2 separate regions of the Homo sapiens genome follow, and region 2 is linked to region 1. The links are chromatin loops, found by intact Hi-C in ENCODE. Cell type or tissue: sigmoid colon. All regions are shown on one strand. Links, peaks and the distances in the headings refer to the core of each region. The heading gives the core; the rest is flanking DNA. Region 1 has its middle 260 kb from the start of CCSER2. Region 2 has its middle 380 kb from the start of CCSER2.

The links. Hi-C counts contacts between places; a loop is a spot of excess contacts. Peaks named below come from ENCODE experiments on the same cell type or tissue, not always from the same donor. Only the 100,000 strongest peaks of a DNase experiment are listed, where the experiment ranks them.
Region 2: a loop joins it to region 1, with 3 times the contacts of the local background. A loop is called at or near these places in 1 of 110 quality-filtered maps.

Annotation. Positions count from the first base shown.
Region 1 is chr10:84,588,607-84,593,000 of GRCh38, forward strand. No RefSeq gene overlaps it. Among named protein-coding and RNA genes, the nearest start is that of CCSER2, 260 kb to the left of the region's middle. RefSeq lists enhancers at 1-168, 169-682, 2,039-2,540. In sigmoid colon, for the core only: no CTCF peak of the experiment used is centred there; DNase peaks (open chromatin) are centred at 547 and 2,395.
Region 2 is chr10:84,704,710-84,709,103 of GRCh38, forward strand. No RefSeq gene overlaps it. Among named protein-coding and RNA genes, the nearest start is that of CCSER2, 380 kb to the left of the region's middle. In sigmoid colon, for the core only: no CTCF peak of the experiment used is centred there; a DNase peak (open chromatin) is centred at 2,382.

The sequences.
Region 1 (4,394 bases), core at 123-4,122:
TCAGAGGGAGTGGGAGGCCCTGGAGCTAGGGGTCGGGGGAACATTCCTGGGCGGCTGCGGCTGGCAACAGGAGTGAGTTCTGACCCAGTGGGCAGGAGAAATGGGCTTCCTAAGGACAGTGTCCAAAAAGGTGGTCCTCATCAGGTCCGGGTCTGGCTTGGATGGCTCCTGCTCCACTTTCCTCTTTGCCCAGCAGGAAGTGCCTGAGGCTGTGACTGCCTCAGAGGCTGTGATAATGGAGCAGGCAGTGATGCTATGGTGGGTGGGTTGGCTCCTAAGGAACAAGCTCAGACCTGGACAGAGAGGACTGGGCAGGTGGGCAGTGTGTCAGCCCCCTTCCAGGATCTGGTGTCTGGGAGAAGAATCCCCTCTGCAGGGAACAAGATGTAGGGAGATGGTGGCTCTGAGCATCCAGGGTTTCAGATCTCACATCAGGATGCCTAACAAACCCCAGGGCTCAGCCACTGCAGTTCGGTGTCCAAAAGAGGCTGGCCTTCACTGAGGCCTGGCACCTCTGTTCCTGCTGGCCTGGTGCCAGGTCCCCTGGTTTTCCTACTCACTTGTGAAGGGATGTGTGTAGGCCAGCAGAGTCCCTCCTCTGCCCTGGGAGGCCCTGCACAGATGGAATCCAAGGTGGAACCCCTCCTACCAGCCCCCTCATCCCTGGTGTCTCAGAGGGAGGAGGCCCCCAGAACTGTCCTTGGGAAAATTCAAGCAGGAACTTCGTGTCCAGTCCTGCATTCATTAATAATCACTAAAAATAGCAGAAAGCAACTCAAACCCAACCATTTCCCTTAGGCTAAATGAGCTTTTCTCTTTGCATTGGGTCTGACTCTAGGCCTGGACCACAAAACTCAGAAGTCTGGGGAGTAAGTGTGGGTTTCTAGGACAAGGGCATCTGTCAGGTGGATCAGAAGGAAGAACAGATGCAGGAGTGCTCTGTTCCCCCAGGTGGGAAGGGGCATGGTATGAGGATGGAGGGATTTTGGGAAACTTCTCCCTAGGGTCCTGAGGAACTCAGTCCCCCACTCCTTGTCCTCATCAGTGGTGATCATGGGATTGGGACCGAGAAGACAGGGGCATGGGGCTGCTGCAAGGGAAGCCCACAGTATAGGGACTTGCGTCTCCAGTCCTGGTTAACCTCTGGCTCTGGGCAGCCTCAGGCCCACTAGGCTGGTGATGGCATTGGGAAAAATGGCAGAGTAGGATGCTTAAACAAAGAAACAGCTTGAGACACTTTTCCTGGTTCCCTACTGGCTGTGCGGGTGTAGGGAAGGTGGCTGAGGACACATGGGGTGTGGCTGAGAGGCCACAGGCCTGTGGAGCTAACAGTGGTCTCCTCTGAAGATTTCAGGGGCCAACGCTATTCAACACCCCCTGCCCCCACTCACCCAGAGGAAACCAGTGAGGACCTGGAGGGCAAGTGCATACCTCAGGTCTCCCCTCCACAGCCACAGGGACTGTCAATCCCAGTGACCTTGGCTAGAAGGCAGAGGAGGTGACCTGTAAGACCATCCTCTCTTCCCTGGCTAAAGCCACACCTGTGCAAGGATGGGGAACCAGGGAGAGCTGCCTCATTAGCAGAAAGGGACATTTCAAAGAAGATGAGGACAGAGAGGGAAACTAAGACTGCTACTTCTTATTTTCCACTGTTTCCCTGCTCTGATCTCAGGGTGGGGTTGGCATGTCCCGGGCCCCATGGATCAGTTGCTGCTGGGGTCAGCTCCATCCTTAATGTCCCCAGGCTGACCCGGAGGGGTGGGTAGAAGGCATTTCAGAAAGAAAAGCTGAAACTCAACCCTCATGATGAGAAGCCTTAAGCATTTAGTTCTAGCTGGAACTCAAATACCTAAAAGGAAGCCCAGAGAATCAGAAAAGGGAGGCCGCTTTTTCCTCCCCAGTCTCCTTCCAGCTGAAAGCAGCTTTTAGTTCTGCACTGCCAGCCACCTGAAACAGCAAACCCCAGAAAATGATTTATTCTCTGAAGTTAATGATCTGGAACAATAGATTGCCCCAGTCAAAAATCAATTTTTATTATTTGGAGAAGGGGCTGGATAAAGTCTCCTTTTCACTATCAGGCCCGGAGACGACAATCCTGAATTACGATTGTTCAAGGACAAAGCCTCGTTTGGACTGTGGTTTGGGCACATTCGCAATTTTTTCCTTTCATTAATTCTGAAAGCTTAAATCTGTACTTAGTGATGACTTGTGTAACTCTCACTTAAAATAAATCAGTTAGATTTGGTTTCCACCTAGAGAAGAGTGGCCGGGCACTCTTGGATACAATTCCGAATGAATGGTTATTAAGCGGGTTGTTTGTTTCCTTGAGACTGCCCAGAACACATTGGGCTGGCACTGAGCGTTCACAGCAATGGGCTGCCCTCGCTCTTGTAAGGCAGTTGGAACTAGTCCCAGGGCTCTCGTGAGCTGCAGTTCACTGGGTTTTTATATCATGCGGTGATAGGGAGGAGGAGTTGGTGGCTCCTGCTCACCAGAGGAGGAGTTGGAAACCCAGGGGAAGGGGGCAGCCTGGCCAGAGGCTGCAAAGATGGTGCCAGCTGCAGACCCTGCACTGTCAAAGATGATGCCTTCTCCCGCCTGGTGCTCTGAGGCCCCTCCAGTGGTTCCCTTGGACTGAAGAGCCTTAATCACTCTCTCTTTCCATCAGAGCCAGGTGTCCAATTGTCATTCCTGCTACTTCTTACCTTGTCATGGCTCAAAGCTCCTTGGGACCCGGCTTCTACCTTTGCTCCTACTCTGGCTTCCTACTCCCCAGCCCCAGCCCCTTAATCCCACAGACCCTCCATGAGCAGACCATTCACACTTCCATGTCTTTGCTCCTTCTACCCCCTGCCAGGACTGTTCCTGCTCCTTGACTTTAAATCTGGAGCAGTTGTCACCTTGTGAAGGGCTTGGTGTCTTCCTCTCACCTGGGTGGTGTGTGGCCCCCTTGGTCCCCCCATATAACCCCCATATGATCTTGCATCAGAGAGGTTCTCCCAAGGCCACAATCCTTTCTCCCTACAAGGCTCTGATTTTTTTTAATGGGGTATCACTTCATCACCCAGGCTACAGTGCAGTAGCATGATCAGAGCTCAGTGCAACCTGGACCTCCTGGGCTCAAGTGGTCTTCCCACTTCAGCCTCCCAAGTAGCTGGGACTACAGGTGCACACCAGCATGCCAGGCTAATTTTTGTATTTTTTTTAGGGATGGTTGTCTCACTATGTTGCCCAGGCTGGTCTTGAACTCCTGGCCTCAAGCAATCATCCTGTCTTGGCGTCCGAATATCCTGGGATTACAGGCGTGAGCCACCACACCCAGCCTGGCCTCTGAGTTCTTAAAGGCAGCTCTGACTACTCTCTGTGTTCTCATAGCTCAGAGCAGTGCCTGGTCCACTCTTGGGAGGTGCTCCATAGATAGTGAATTTGTTAAACACTGGAAGCAGCATGGCTTTATTTACATTTATTATAAGCCATGAGAAGAGCCTGGCAAACTTTCTTAAATAAAACTAAATTGTCTTTCATGAAAACTCACTTCTGAGAGCCACAGGTAAATATGTGTTTGTTTATTTAAGATGAAAACGTGATTCTCTTGACTGTGAGTGCTAACCCAGAAGGCTGATTAATATCAGCTACACTCAATCAATCAATCATAATTTGAACACTTTACTTCTTGAAAATGGAGTTTCTTTCAAGAAAAAAATATTGAAATAGGTATTGTTTATTTAAGACTTAGCCCTAAACATAAAAAACAATCTTGCAATTTTAGTTGACCGTTAACTTAATGTGAGCTCCTGTGTGATGTGACTGTTAGGAATATACCGTGAATGTAGGCTGCATGAGGAGAAATGGACATGCTTTTGTGGTAGAGACTTTTATCTTTTTTACTTTACCTTGGAAAATATCTGCTCTGTGATAAGCGGAATAATGCTTCCCCCACCAAAGATCCCCATGCCAATTCCTGGAATTGGTAAGTGTTACCTTACATGGCAAAAAGGACTTTGTGATGAAGATTTAAAAATGTGGTAGGAGAGATTATCCTGAATTACTGTGTGGGCCCAATCTAACCCCGAGTCTCTAAAAGCTGAGAACCTCTCTTGCCTGTGATCAGAGAGATGTGAAAATGGAATAAGGGTCAGAGAGGTGCCATGTTGATGGCTGAAGATGGAGAAGAAATCACAAGTCAAGGGCTGTGGGATCCTCCTGAATCTGGAAAAGGCAGGAAAACTGATTTTCCCCAGAGCCTCCAGGAAAGCGGCTCAGCCCTGCCAGCACTCCAACTTTAGCTCAGTGACCCATGTTGGACTTCTAGCCTAAAGAACTGTAAGATAATAAATGTGTGTTGTTTCAAGCTGCTAACTGTGGTAATTTGTTGTAGTAGCAATAGGAAACTA
Region 2 (4,394 bases), core at 158-4,157, 120 kb after region 1:
GCCATTCCTACTTCCATACACAGAGTCAGTTGTGTTTATTTGCATACACTTTTACATAGACACACATCGGGCTCTGCCTAGCTTTGTGGCAGCTCATTTTCTGTGTGTATCAAGGACAGTGTTTTCACTCGAAATGAGGTTCTCCATTCATTCCTGGGACTCTAGAGGCAGACTCGTTAAGAATGCATAGCCAGCCTGCTCTTCTGCTCTGTGAAGGGTGTTAAATACTCACATACCACAGCTCTGCCAAGGAGCAAGGATAAATATGGCAGGTATGAAATGGGTCTAAATTGCTCTTGATGGCTCTATTCAATAATGTTGGTCTTTTCCTTACAGTGCTATATAACAATAGTCATTTTCAAAATGGGGTGCTGCAGTTGTTTTTAAGGAGGAGTTGACAATTTTGACCTACAGAGTAGTAATTTGCAAAATGTTCTTTCTTTGAGCCATTCACTGGGAAATGCGGGAAGCCCAGAAGTACAGAACTTGAGGCAAAAACGGCTGTAGCTAATGATAGCCTAAGTGCAGAGAGAGCACACAGGCTGTGCAGTGATGTTCTGGAGTCGGAACTGAGGCCAGGGAGAGGCAGAAGTGAGAGTTTCATTATAGACAATTGGGCTCAGAAGACCCTGAATAAATCTTATTTTACATCACTTTGCAGGCACACTTTACATTGTTGGCTCTGCACTTCACAGCCTCAAAATGGGATTCGATCCAGGGAAGTAACTGCATTAGACAAAGGGACAGTGGTTTCTAGAACCACTTACAATAGTTACCTGTTAAATGCTCTGAATCCCCCAGAACATGTGCTGAGTGCTTAGATTATTTATGCAAATTCATAGGAGTAGTCCAAGGAACTCTGCCTGATTTTGATTGCACTTGGAAATTACGGGTACAAATGATTTGTTCTTTCCTCTCTCATGCTTGTTTATGTGAGTACCCAAGTTGTGTATATTTTATGTATACTCATCTCAGGCACTTTTACATTATTATTATTATTATTATTATTGTTATTATCATTATTATTTGCTCCTGAGTGGGATATTCATTTCTGAATTTTCCATGTTTCTCCACCCTTGCACACCAACGTATGAAGGTAGACAGGCAATTCTGTCCCCTGACTTGATTGGTGGATGTGGTGGGTGGGAGAGAGAGTTCGTTCCAGGGCCCAAAGCAGAAGAGGCTTTGAAGACATTGCCTTCTCTGGCTTTGAATTTTCTGTAGCCTGAAGCCCTGAAGAAATGTCATTAAAGGCCTTTCAGGGTAACAAGGGGAGGGAAGAAGTGTTTTCTGTAGTCCAAGAAATAAGATTAGAGATCAGTCGGTCAGGACAGGAATGACAGGGTTAGTGAGAGTAGGAGTGCTCCCAGCCTGGTGGTAGCTCTGTAGAAGGAGCAAGACCCTAGGGGAAATCATTGCTTTGTATGACCAACCAGGAAAAGTCACATACAATTCCCAGCCTTAGTAGAAATTCCCTTACCTGTCATGCACCATGGAAGGAAGTACTGCTGGATCCCAAGGGCCTACTTTTTGGCATGACACCATGAAGATGTCAGTAGCAACCACGATGGGAGCTGGAGGCTTCCCTGCTGTTTTAGAAACATCATTTATGTGTCCACTTATTATAAACTTGGGAGGGAAGGAGGCTTCAGTAACAAATGAGATTGAATTTTTTGTTGACAATTATTTTCTTACCTTTTCAAAACTATATTTAAATGGATGTGAAGACCAATTAATAACAATAGGGAATAGAAAGCTGGGTGAGGAAAGGTATTTGGATCCCCAAAAGATGAAGGCCTTCAGGAGGAGATCAGTTGAGTAGGATTTCTGGTTCATCTTTTGGCTTCTATGTCTTCGAGATTTTATAACAGAACCTTCTGGGGAAGTCAGTGGGAAAGGCCACACAGGAGGCTCCAGGGCCTGCAGGGGCATGTAGCAAGGGTGCAGTGTGGACAAAGTGCTGGGTGTTCTCAGGAATGTGGTTAGGAGGATTGGACTGCTCTCAATTTTCTGCTTTTAAATTTACCATGGCCAGTGACAGGCTTTCAGGGTAAGGACAAAGCAGAACACTTCAGTGGGGGTGACATTAAAGTCCTAATGAGAGAACTTCATCATCTCTTGATTCTGTAAAGTAAAATAAGAATAAGAATCTGGGCTAGGCTCAGCCAAACATTATCAGTTAAAAACATTTAAGAATCGACAGCAACAGAAGACACGCTGGTGCTACCAGCCCTCCGCGTGTCTTCCTTTTTAATCCCTGTGCTTCTGTGTGCTGGCAGCTCTGTGCGGGGCATGGTGACTGCCCTGAGCATTAGTCAGGATGGGCTAAGTTACTGTGGTAACAGTAACGTCATATCTCAGTGGCTTAAAACAATAACATTTCTTTCTCTCTCACGTTACATCCTCATTGCACGTGGACTGGAGGCTCTGCTTCATGTCAACTTCACTCAGGCAGGGAGGGAGATTCCTTCTTCATGTTTCCCTGGAAAATGGGCCACTGTCCTGCTTTCAACACTTCAGAGCCCCAAGCTTTGGAGTGCCTTCCTTGAAATTGTCTGTGTCCCACTCTGGTGGCTGTGACCAGCAAGGGCTGGCAGGGTTCCCCGAGTTTGGATCTGCTGCCAAATGGGTCCCAGTTGTTGGAAATGCATACCTTGAAATTTTCTACGTCCCCATGCAGTACCTGGGACTGGCGGGGCCAGAGCTGGCAGAGCTATCTTGGTGGTGTACCCTGAGGACACCTCTGAGATGACTGTTGGTCCCAGTCCTGTTTCCTTTTGTGAGAGTACTTGCTGACCAGCTATCAAGTTTATGGGGTCAGCCAGATGCCCTGAGGACCATCTCACCTCAACCTTGCACCTATGGGTTCATGTTGAACCCAGCAGCCAGACCCAGGTTCCAGGAGAGAGGTCTGGAAAGTGAACCACTCCAGCTGGCCACCATGGTGCTTGTTTTATGGGCACTGGGGCACCAGAATGGTATGAAAATGCTGATTTGGGGTGACTCTCACTCACGTTAGATACAGGATGAATTCAGGGATCTGGGCTACTGACAGCCCACTGCTGATTCTTGCATTTGACCTGTGCATGTGGGTCCATGTACATCATGCATATTCCAATCACAGCTGCCTCTGGTCTGTGGCACCCAATGGGAGCAGGAGTGGTGATGGGGGTTCTTTATGCTGTACACTTTCTCATCACTGGCTACCAGGTGGTCACTCCACCCCCTCCACAGTCTCTATGACAAGGGTTTGGTAGTTCCCGGGGTTTTGTATTTTTCTCATCTGTTCTTTGTTCTCCTTATTTTTCTGCCTTCTTTTGGGTTGAGTATATTTTATGATTCCATTTTTATTTCCTTTGTTATCTTATTAGCTTTAACTGTTTGTTGTAGTATTTTGGTGGTTACTTTAGAATTAATTTATAGTATACATCTATAACCTATCACATTCTACCTTCAAGTAGAATATTATACCACTTCATGGATAGTATAAGAATCTTACAACACTTTAATACTTTCATTTTTTCCCTCCTAGCCTTTGCACTTTTGTTGTCAAACATTTTACTTCTACATATGTTAAAACCACCTACTACATTGTTACTATTATTATTATTTTGTTTTGAGACAGAATCTCGCTCTTGTCGTCCAGGCTGGAGTGCAGTTCCATGACCTTGGCTCACTACAACCTCCGCCTCACAGGTTCAGGCAATTCTCTTGCCTCAGCCTCCTGAGTAGCTGGGACTACAGGGGCGTGCCACCATGCCCAGCTAACTTTTTGTATTTTTAGTAGAGACGAAGTTTCACCGTGTTGGCCAGGCTGGTCTCGAACTCCTGACCTCAGATGAACCACCTGCCTCGGCCTCCCAAATCTGCTGGGATTACCGGTGTCAGACATCGTGCCCAGCCTATTTTTTACTTTAAATAATCAGTAATCTTTCAGATAGATTTAAATCATAAGAATTTTTTTTAATGTTTCTCCACATGATTGCTATTTTCAGGGCTCTTTGGTTCTTTGTGTACATCCAGATTTCTATCTGAAATAATTTTCCTTCTATGTGAAAAATATTCTTTCACTTTTATGATAGTGCAGGTCTGCTGATAATGGATTCTTTCAGCATTTGTATGTTTAGCATGTTTTTATTTTGCCTTCATTTTTGAGTGACATTTTCACTCATTATGGAATTCTAGGTTGACTTGTTTTTGTTTTTGTTTACCTTTCAGTACTATTAAAGCTGTTGCTGGCTGGGCACGGTGGCTCACGCCTGTAATCCCAGCACTTTGGGAGGCTGAGGTGAGTGGATCACCTGAGGTCAGGAGTTTGAGACCAGCCTGGCCAACATGGCAAAACACCGTCTCTACTAAAAACTCAAAAAATTAGCCGGGTATGGTGGTGTGTG